Linked DNA regions of Homo sapiens: region 1 is linked to region 2. Evidence: chromatin contacts called from ENCODE Hi-C or POLR2A ChIA-PET data. All regions are on one chromosome and are shown on one strand. Each heading gives the region's core, a stretch centred on a gene start or an enhancer-like site at or near the end of the contact. The rest is flanking DNA. Distances are from core to core; before and after follow the strand shown. Region 1 holds the start of FBXO22 (F-box protein 22). Region 2 holds the start of TMEM266 (transmembrane protein 266).

The links. Hi-C counts contacts between places; a loop is a spot of excess contacts on that map. ChIA-PET counts read pairs that join two places held with the same protein, here RNA polymerase II (POLR2A). Pooled maps may share reads with other maps.
Region 1: a map of B cell shows a loop between it and region 2 (5-fold over the local background). The contact joins the promoter of FBXO22 here to the promoter of TMEM266 in region 2. A Hi-C loop is called at or near these places in 2 of 168 maps with a recorded cell type or tissue (B cell and mammary epithelial cell), 3 of 37 single-sample maps with no recorded cell type and 10 of 50 pooled maps. POLR2A ChIA-PET finds 5 or more read pairs at or near these places in 3 of 52 experiments (Caco-2, GM12878 and MCF 10A).

The regions. Positions count from the first base shown.
Region 1 is chr15:75,900,737-75,905,908 of GRCh38, reverse strand. FBXO22 (F-box protein 22) reads right to left here and starts at 2,031. Exons shown (of 7, transcript NM_147188.3): 1 at 1,806-2,031; 2 at 1,280-1,418. The coding sequence starts at 1,945. It overlaps UBE2Q2 (ubiquitin conjugating enzyme E2 Q2), which reads right to left. Exons shown (of 13, transcript NM_173469.4): 13 at 4,831-5,172. RefSeq lists a silencer at 1,640-1,709 and enhancers at 1,760-1,809, 1,830-1,929, 1,546-2,203, 2,290-2,379, 2,204-2,863.
Region 2 is chr15:76,056,616-76,061,804 of GRCh38, reverse strand. TMEM266 (transmembrane protein 266) reads right to left here and starts at 1,820. Exons shown (of 11, transcript NM_152335.5): 1 at 1,789-1,820. It also overlaps a transcript of NRG4 not described here. RefSeq lists a silencer at 2,778-2,827 and enhancers at 4,311-4,360, 4,551-4,600, 4,661-4,710.

The DNA of each region.
Region 1 (5,172 bases), core at 782-3,281, 160 kb after region 2:
GCAAGCATCGCCTTAATTGAGTAATCAAAGGTAATACCACCAATAACAAGACGAATGGAAATCACATGCCACCTAAAGTATGCCGTGAAAAAAGCACAGCATCACTTCTGTGATTATTTCCTGCCAAAGACACAATTGATGGATGTTCTACAAAATAGCCTGTGATTTTCCTAAGTGTCAAGATTGGGAAAAATCAAGCAAAGCTTGAGAAACTGTTCCAGATCAAAGGAGATTAAAGAAACAGGACTTACTCAGAGCAAATTGCAATTGGGAACAGATCTTTTTGCCATGAAGAACCTTACTGGGACAACTGGCAAAATCTGAACCGAGTCTGAGGATAAAATGGTAGAAATGTATCAGTGATAATTTCCTGATTGTGACGGCTGCACCGTAGTTATGTCTGTCTGTAAGCCGTACTAAAGTAAACAGAGTGACAGAGCAGCAGGTTGGCACTTTACTGTCAAATGGTTCCCTTCCACTCCCCAGAGATGGTACACCCTGCAGCCCCTCTGACTCCACAGTTCGAGTCTTCATCTCTCCTGGTGTTGGCTCCCCTTTTGAAGTTGGGGGCCAGAGAAGCAAAAGAGTACAGGATCAGAAGTTGAAATATTTGGCTTTAAGTTTTGGTTCTTGGCTTTCTAGGTGTGCTCACTGAGCAAGACACACCCAGTTGTCTTCCCGGTAAAACAGACAACAAAAAGTTGCTTCAAGGGAAGCAGGTGAAGGGAAGGTTCTGCACAGCGTTGTTGTTAATAGTGAAAATGTGGATACTTAAAAGGCCCAACATGCCGGGCGCGGTGGCTCACGCCTGTAATCCCAGCACTTTGGGAGGCCGAGGCGGGCGGATCACGAGGTCAGGAGATCGAGACCATTCTGGCTAACACGGTGAAACCCCATCTCTACTAAAAATACAAAAAATTAGCTGGGCATGGTGGCGGGCGCCTGTAGTCCCAGCTACTCGGGAGGCTGAGGCAGGAGAATGGCGTGAACCCGGGAGGCGGAGCTTGCGGTGAGCCGAGATCGCGCCACTGCACTCCAGCCTGGGCCACAGAGCGAGACTACGTCTCAAAAAAAAAAAAAAAGGCCCAACATTTGATGAACGGTCAAATAAATCATGACACATCCTTACCGTGTAGTCACTAAAACTGATGTTTACAAAATCTTTTCACGGAACGAGATGTTCCTTTAATTAACAAAACTGGGATTTAAAAAAAAATAGTTCTCAAAGACTGAACCACCAACCTGCAAATGACTGTGCATGACACCCCTTGCTACTTGCCTCAAGCTCCTCTGCTACCACGCGAACCAAGCAATGCCCCTCCAGGTGGCCGGCCTCCGCCAGGCCTGCGGAGATCCAGGTTACGCTCCGATGGGTCCGCAATACTCTGCGCACACACTCCCTCCATAAGCGGCACACGCTGAGGACGCAAACGCACAAAGGATTGCGAACGGACGTTCATTTTCGTCTCTCCCACAGCTCACAAACCCCCACCCGCTGGCGCAGCAGCAGGAGATCCCTGCGGGATCCAAAGTCCCCGGGGTAGGTAGGTGTCAGTCAGGGCGCTAGTTCGGAAGAAGAGCCAGATATGGAGAAAACCTTAAGGGGAACTTCGCCCCTCAGGGAAGTCCCCCCGGGGCACCACGGCTGGGAGATACCTCGCGGGTAGGGGGTCACCTCAGGTAGGGCGAGCGAGCCGGGGACGGCCCTGGTGGGTCCCAAGGGTCTCTCCCCCCACCCCGCCAGCCTGGGACATGCCCACGGCGTGTCCCCAGGCAAGCTTCCCGCCTCCGCCTCCTCTCCTCACCAGGCCACCCGCAGCAACGCCTTGGCGGGCAGGAAGGTGAGCACACGCTCCACCACCTCCGCCAGGTTACTCAACACGAAGGTGCTCCGCGGGTCTACGGAGGAGCCGCGGCACTCGCCGCAGCAGCCTACCGGCTCCATTCCTCACCAGCCCGCCGGAACCAGTCCTACGGCGGCTCGGAGGAACCCGATTACGCCAGCATAGGGTTGCCCGGCCGGCGCGCACTGAGCAGGCGTCCGCGCCACTTCCGGCTGGACGGGGAAGGTGGGCGTGGCAACGCCGGTGCGTTCCCTCGTCTGGAGCCCGTACTCCGAGGTGTACTCCGTTCCGTAATACGCTCGGAACTGTTTTCTTCATTTTTGAGATTGGGTCTAATGCTGTGGCCAGGCGGGAGTGGAGTGGCGCGGCCTCTGCTCACTGCAGCTTCTACCTCCCAGGCTCAAGCGATCCTCCCGCCTCAGCCTCCCTCGTAGCTTTAACTACAAGCTCCCGCCACCACGCCCAGCTAATTTTTGTATTTTTTGTAGAGACGGGTTTCCAGGCTGGTCTGAAACTCCAGGGCTCAAGCGATACTCCCGCCTGGGCCTCCCAAGGTGCTGGAATTACAGACATAAGCCACCGCTCCTGGCAACTTTCTAGGAGGCCTCCTGCAGTGAAAATAAATTCTTCTTCTGTGCCTGTGCCTCTCACTGCCCTGGCACCGCCATATTTCTGAGTTTACATCTTTCTCTAATTCACAAATTCCTTGCAGGGACTAGGTAGTACTTATTGCTCTTCGTAGTCCCAATGCCTGTTTAAATAGCATAAGCTCGATTTATAAACGGACGTTTGCTTTTAAAAAATTGTCTTAGTGTGTGAAAATCACTGCCTTTATTCCTTGTAAACTTAGTTAACTCGTTGTAATCTTCAGGTTTAAAGTTTCGAATGAGTAAAATGGCATAAATAGCACCTGCCATTCTAAGGTAGCTGAGTGAGATGATTGCTGTGAAGCACGCCCCAAGCTGTGCACCAGTTCCCCGCCAGGGACATCAGATTCACCTGGAAACTACTAAGTTTTAGCACATTCCCGGTCCTTATCCCAGACCTCCTGAATCAGACACTGGGGGTGAGGCCCAGCAATCTGTTTTAACACACTTTATGACGATTCTGATGCATGCTCAAACTGAGAACCACCAAGAAATGGAAGCACAGCAGACACAGGTTTGTCCCCACCTAACATCCATTCCTCCCGCCAATTCCTTCCTAAGGGAGCCCTGATTTGATCGCCAGATCTTGGGCAGAAACTTGGTCTAAATTAGCAGTTCTCATTATGGCCTCAGGACCCTTTACACCCTAAAATATTGACACGACCAATAGTTTATGTGTGTTATGACTATCAATATTTACCATATTAAAAATTAAATCAGAACATCTTAATGCTTAACTCTTTTTAAAAAACCGATGTTATACATTAACGAAATATTTTTATGGAAAACAATTATTTCCCAAATCCTCCTTCCCCCACTGGTGGATAGTATGACATTGTCAGTGGCATAAGCCTCCTGAGTAGCTGTGGTTTTTTTCTTTTTTTTGGTAGACCCAGGGTCTATGTTGCCCAGGCTGGTCTCAAACTCCTGGCCTCAAGACATCCCTCTGCCTCCGCCTCCCAAAGCGTTGAGATTACAGGTATGAGCCACCAAGCCCAGCCAGTTTTTTCCCATAGTCTATTTATAGGCGCAGCTGCTTAAGGAAGCCAGATGGCCCAGATGTCACCAGAGCTTCCTGACCCCTTGCGGAATACCAGAGGAAGATAAACAGGCGCCCTCCAGTTACCTTTAGATAATTAACATAATGCTAAAATCCTCTCCCTAAAGAAAGCTCACTGGCATCTTACGAACATGGATGTATGAAGCAGCATGTTCAGGGACTATGCCTGCTTGTCTGGAACTCCAGTCTGTGCATGCCGTTCATACCTCCCCCGCCCCTCAGCTAACTCTTTAAACTCCCCAGCCTCCCATCCCTCTGGGAGAAGGTGCCTTTAGAGTATGAGCTCCCCTTCTCCATTCTCTGGCTACTGAATGAAACCTGACTGCCTTTCAAAGTGGGCGTTCTTTCTTTGTGGCTGATATAAAGTAGGGAAAGAGGACAGTTTACCAGTGACGGCATCACTACATTTTTGCAAATATTTAATTTGTCTTAATAGAAGACAAATAGATTCTCATATTTGCTTCTGAATTCAATCTGTTGCAAAATCACATCATGTAGCCTCTGGAAAATTCCATTGTACACATGGAAGAATGAGTGAAAATGGCAAATGTTTTAATATTATGAAAATAGTCTTTTAAAACCTCTTGAAATGGTCTCAGGGGTCTCCAGTGTTCCCCAAATAAGGCTTTGAGAACCATTTGTGCAAACTAATCACGATGGTTTCATTCTTTTCACCACCATTGGTTTAGGGGTGGGCACAGGTCCCTGATGTAGCCAAGGAAAGGCAAGAGGCAGTGTGCTTGATGGGATGGTGCTTTTAGAGATTTCCTCACCTCCTAAGGAGACACTAGAAGACAGGGCCATTTATCTACCTCTGGATCAAGTAAGGGGGCTGCACATAACATGCAACCAAAAGATGAAACCAACATAGAAAAATCTCAAGGAAGCAGAGCAAAGCCCAGATGTACAGTACCTGGAGTTGTCCTACCTCTGGACTTCTTGTATGTGAAATAATCTGTCAATTGTGTGCAAGGAGGCCATGGGTATGCTAAGGAAGGAGCAGATTATTTTCACTGGGGGAACTAAGGATAGCCATAAGGAAAAAGTAGCACTTGAATTTATAATGAGAATGGAAGAGGAAAAAGGCGGAGGAAAAGGTGACTATTGTACAGACTATTTCCAGGTTCTTTCACACTTTCACTTTCTCTTGTTAAATCTGCCTGTCTTCCAAGCCTCCCCTCACCACTTCCCTCCTTAAATATCTTATTCCAGAAACTCAATAAAGCCTACAAACACATCAAGCAGAGTTTTCTTATGAGGGAAAAATGAGAAAGTAATCTTTTTTTTGCTTGCCATGATCAGCACAAACAAAATTTTTAAATGGTTCTTTATTCATAAACTTGATGCAAGTTTACAAAATTTACTGTACATTGCCAAATAAATCTGCAATTAAAAATAAAATCCATTAAACAAAGCATGCCAAATGTGCAGCTATCAGTCTGCTTGCCATCAGGATATTAAAGAATTCAACAATGTATTCAAGATTTAGCCTTAGGCTTAAGGAACTTTACTGATTTAAAGAATTCTGCCTTGTCACTTGTTATCTGAGCAACTGGCAATCAGAACTTTATACAAATGTAATCAAGTGAACAAGAATACCAGAAAATCTATTTACTGCTCT
Region 2 (5,189 bases), core at 571-3,070:
GATAATGGAAAATGGGAGTGATTCATTCTACTTAATGCATATACGTTTTATGGGTTTAAATCTGGAGGGAAACAACTTTTTAAACTCAACTCCTTGTGTGTGAGAATTAAATGGAAGCACATCTTGGACCCCACTTTTTATAGGTTTAGTGCCACCTCAAAAAATTCCATACTGATCCATTCTGAAACAACTGCTTTTCTTACTGGAAAGCCACAAAGTTGGTGCAGAATCTATGAAATGGAAAATTAGACCCAAGCCAACATGCTCATGCATAAGCTTGATTTTAATGAAAAGGTACACGGAGCAGCCGCACCTGGAGGAAAAGCCCCCTCAGGGCTCCCCACCTCCAGTATCCCCATGTGCTTGAGTTTGCATCCTTACCCTGTCCCTGACTGTGTGACCTTGGGCAAGTTAGTTAACCTTTCTAAGTCCTGGCTTGTTCATCTTCAACATGGACATAGCAGGTTTGCTGTGAGGACTAAATGAGCTCATACACAAATAGTTTTAGCTCAGTACCTGGTACATATGAACATTTAAGAAACATGTCCTTCTCGTGATTAGATGTGACACTCTGACCATTTTAGAAGCAATTACGGTTCAGCTATCATATCCCAACATCTTGTGATAACCATTTTCATTTTTTGCTTCTAGCTCTTACTATTCTTTTCATCACAATATTTTAGGGTGGAGGTATTTGGGGGAGGAGGTAAGCAGTTATATACATCCCATTTTCCCACTGTTGTTCAAAGCAAGGTGAAAAGCCAGGGAAATAAACACATGCACTGAAGAGAAATTCAGTCTTTAGGATATGATGTGATAGGTGTATGGAATATAAACAAATCATATAATTTCAACCTCTCACATATAGGGCATCAAATCATAGGTAGGTCTTATTTTAAAAGAAAAGCCAAGCAGCATTAAAGAGGATAGAGGGAACCCATATGGGCCTATTGCTAGCTCAGTATTGGTGACTGTGAAACAGGGATGGGTGAGCTAGATTACGGGGGTGTTTCATGGGGTCTGACTTCCAACAGGTGGCTAGCTTTAGTCATGTTCAGATGCAAAACCGTAATGAGTTTGAGTATGCAAGTCCCAGGGATTCTGTTGAAGGCCATCTTTTCTCGGCCATCAAGGGAGACAATTTTCTAGGTTTAAGCCTCCCTGGCAAGTTAGCAAGCAGGGAACTGCCTGCCCTAGCTTGCACCTGTCCCCTGAAGGGGATTCTGGCCTGACGGTGAAGACCCACCATCCCTTCCAGACAGCCCATTCTGCCGCTGGGGCACCTCCCGACAAACGGGGGAAGCCCACTAGGAAGTGGTCACGACCAACCAAGCCACAAATCCTCAGGGTGTGGGATTTCCACCTCTATACCACGTCTGAAAACCGAAAATAGGCGCCCGCTTGCCATACTGCAATGGGATTCCCCCCAGCAGCAACCCCCCCCTCCAGCTTGCATGTTTTATTAATAAATGCAAGATGGCACACGGAGGCAAAGAATGGGAGGTAAGGCATCTGCAGCTGGACCCGAACCAGGGCAGTTTGCAAAAATAAATAAGAAGCATGTGACAAGAAGCAGGTCTCCAGGCTGGAGCTGAAGCCCTGGGCTGCCCCACGCACCCTCGCCTGGCTCCCCCGGCCAGGGGGATGAAGGTCAGCGGCAAGATCCCAGCCCTTCCGAGCACGCATCCTGCAAACCTTGACCGGTCCCCCCACCCCCCGCCCCGACCACAAGACTCGGGCAGTGAGGCAGGGGAAGCTCTGGCCGCGGCCGGCTGCGAGGACACATACCTGCTGCCCGGGCTCGGGATTCGCTCGGCTCTGCAGCGGCGCCGGCCGCGGCTCGCGCTCCCGGGGCTCCCCTCTCCGCCCCCCCGCCCCCTCGCGGCCCCGCCGCTCCCTCCGCCCCTCCGCCCACCGCGCTCGGGGGCGCGCGCGAGGCCTCGCGCCGGCGGCTTGGCCGAGCCCGCGCCTGCGCCCTCGCCTCCCGCCGGCCGCGCGCGCGCGCCCCCGAGGCTGCGGAACGGCGGCGCGGCTGTCTAGGAAACCGCGGCGTCGGCTGGCAGGGGCTGGCGGCCTGAGCTGGGCAGGGGGCGGAGGCGGGGGCTCGGCTGTCTCCGGGGCTGCCACGCAGAGCGGGCTTCGTGGCGTGGGTGAGGGGGTCGCGGGGCAGGGTCGGGGCCTGAGTGCGAGCGTGTGGAGAGGCGAGGGGGCCGCGAAGGGTGGGTTTGACGGGGACGCAGGCGGGGCGCAGAAGCAACAAGTGCGGAGGCCGAGGGCGTCGCTCGGGGAAGCGGAGGACCCCCGCGGGATTTCGTACAGCTGAGAATGGGAACCTCCCGTCGCTTTGGCGCAGCGCTTTGCAGTTTCCAGAGCTCTTTCCCAGTTGCTCCGTTTCATCCGCGCGGGGCGCCCGGTGAGGGAGCGGATGGCACGCAGTGCCCGCTGCGCTTGGAGGCCACCGAGGGGAAAACACCTCTTTCTGTGTGGCCGGAGTCATAGCACGGTCAGAGTGCCTTGACTCTCAGTTGGCTGCCTGGGAGAAAAATACCTGTCAGTACATTCATTTGATGGCCTCAGCTCAGGACCCTTGTAGGACCGTGTTTCTCCTCTTTTTCCGTTTTTCGTTATCTGACTCTTAAAAAGGCTTTTTACACGTCCCCATCTCCTTTCCCCGTGAAATCCCAGTACCGCAGATACACTGTCGACCTGCTTATGTGCTGTATGTGTTATCCGTGCTTGATGCATAAAAAGTAACATTGCGCCCCTTGGAGGCAGCATCGCCCCGGTGGAGAAGCCTGTCCTAGGGCCATGATTGCCAGTTACCGGGTGGGTTAAACGGAACCACTGAGCAATCTGGATGCACCCACAGATATTCTCTGTGGTTAAAAAAAAAGTCCTCACCCATAATGGGTACTACTCTAATTAATGTTTGCAAGGGCTGCTGTGAATACGGCCATTTAAGCAGCTTCTGGATTCATAGTAGCTTATTATCGTTTGTCTTCTCCACCAATTCTTGCTAAAAATATAGCCATTTTCCTATAGGGTGTTGCGATTTTTATCTTAAAATATTTGAAAAGATGGGAAACCCTTGTTTCTAGGACACGGAGTTTCAGAATGGCTTTTGGCTCTGCAGATAGGTTTGATTTCTGATTCTTGTACCTCTTCTAAAGTGTTTTTATTTGATTAGGTCCAGTTGGCCTCCCAGGAATGTCCTTTGTCTTTTCTTCCTGCCGTAGCTTTTTTAGTATGGATAAAATGAAAATGGTAGAGTTGAAGGACTTCAAAACCACCTCTTGGAATTGCCCCACGGTCTTGGACTACCTTCCCTGGATTATACGGGAATATCTATACAGGGAGTATCTACTTTTGGCAAACTGAGAAAAAAATGTAAAATTTCTTCAGATCCTCCTTCGCCTTTCAGCATTTCCTACTCATCTCTAATCTCTAATGGTGGAATTTCAGAGGAAGAAACACTTGGAGATGATACTTGTGGAAGCTACCTGGGTTGCCAAAGGATTTTTCTACATTTCTAGACGGAAGAAATGTGGACTAGAATAGAGAAAGTGGAGATGGGTTAAGAAAAATTAATGGAGGATGCACGGGAGGGGAGCTATAGTTTTCTGACAGTCAGTGACAGCATTTTAACTAGGTACACTTTCTTTAGAAAAAGCTTTGGCATAGCTTGCCCAGATTGTTATCCACTCCATTTTCCACCTTAGTAGAACTCTACTTAAGATTTGATTGAAACTATTGAGAAGCATCCAGTTATAACGCTAATTAACTCTCAGAGTACGACAAGTATTTTGAAACTTGCTGAGAGAAATTTGAAGACCACTTCAAATTTCTACCAGGAATCTTTGTATCCTAATAAAATTTTTTTGAATTCGGGTTCATGCGACTTCAAGGGAACATTTTTTTCTACAATGGCTATTTATAGTATAATAGCCATTGTAGAAAATATTTATATTTATAAATATTTATATTATGTATTTATAATATAATAGCCATTGTATTGAAAATTACATGCTAATAAAGTTTACGTGTGTCTTAAGTGTTCTGGGTTTTGTCCTTTTCTGAGTAATCCGAGTTAATGGAAATTGTAGGTGCAACCATTTCATGTTGTAGTGTGAAGTCAAAAATCCCAAAACATGTATAATTTGTCAACTCTATGCTGCCCCCTGGTGATGTCTTACTTCACAGCACCTCCCCAAACTAAAATCTCCCTTCGATAAATTTTTTAGGGTATTGAAAACTTAAGTGTGGACGAGATGCCATTCTGCATTCTTCAAACTGGGCCTTCTCTTGTTTTCAAATACCCTGAGGCCTAACACCGGAGGAGGATTAGCCCTTGAGGCTGATGAGGCTAGAGGAACTGTGAAGATCTGCCACAGATCTCACTTTCACTTGGAGCATTATTCTTGAACTTAACTGGCTTATAAGACTCACTTGGGAACACTTGCTTAAAATCAGATTCTGTGAGTCATAAATTCAGCTGATTAGAAAAAAAAATCGGATTCTGGAGCCTCCTTTCAAACACCTTGAAATCTAATATCAGGGGGTTGACTTGTGATTTTTTTTTTAACTGCCCCAGGTGATTCTTATTGACAGGAGAGGGTGGGGGAATCCTAGAGCTATAAATAGTACAGGTGCTGCTTCAGTACACTGCAGGTGACTAATGAGAGGAATTTTGTGAGTAAAGGAGCTTAGTAGCAACAGGAAAGTATAAGAGCTGTAAAGCAGAAGTGGAACTGTGGGTTTAAGCTTGGTATATCACTTCCTTGCCAGACATAACTGTTCGTTTCTAACGTGGCTGTAGTTGGCATTCTCTCTCATACCAAGATACCTTTTGAGGTAAGTCAGATTTTCTTTTAGTTAAAAAGACTGCCTTTTCAAGAGTACCAGGATCACATAAATGGAAAATTTGTACATGTATGTAGCTGCAAGATTATGGGAGGATAGATTAGAGATGATGTTGATCCTGTGAATGTCTGAAAAAGATTGGTAGCAGAGTTAAAGCTTTTGTTCTCTTGAGATAGTTGCTTGTGAAAATAGAACAAGTGAATCTGATGCCATGTGATTTGTGAAAATTTGAATAATGCCCAAAGTCCTTAAATTGTTAATGTGATATAAATGTTAATATTTTGAAAGCTCTTCTAAATGTTATAATATAACCTCACTTATTTGGAATG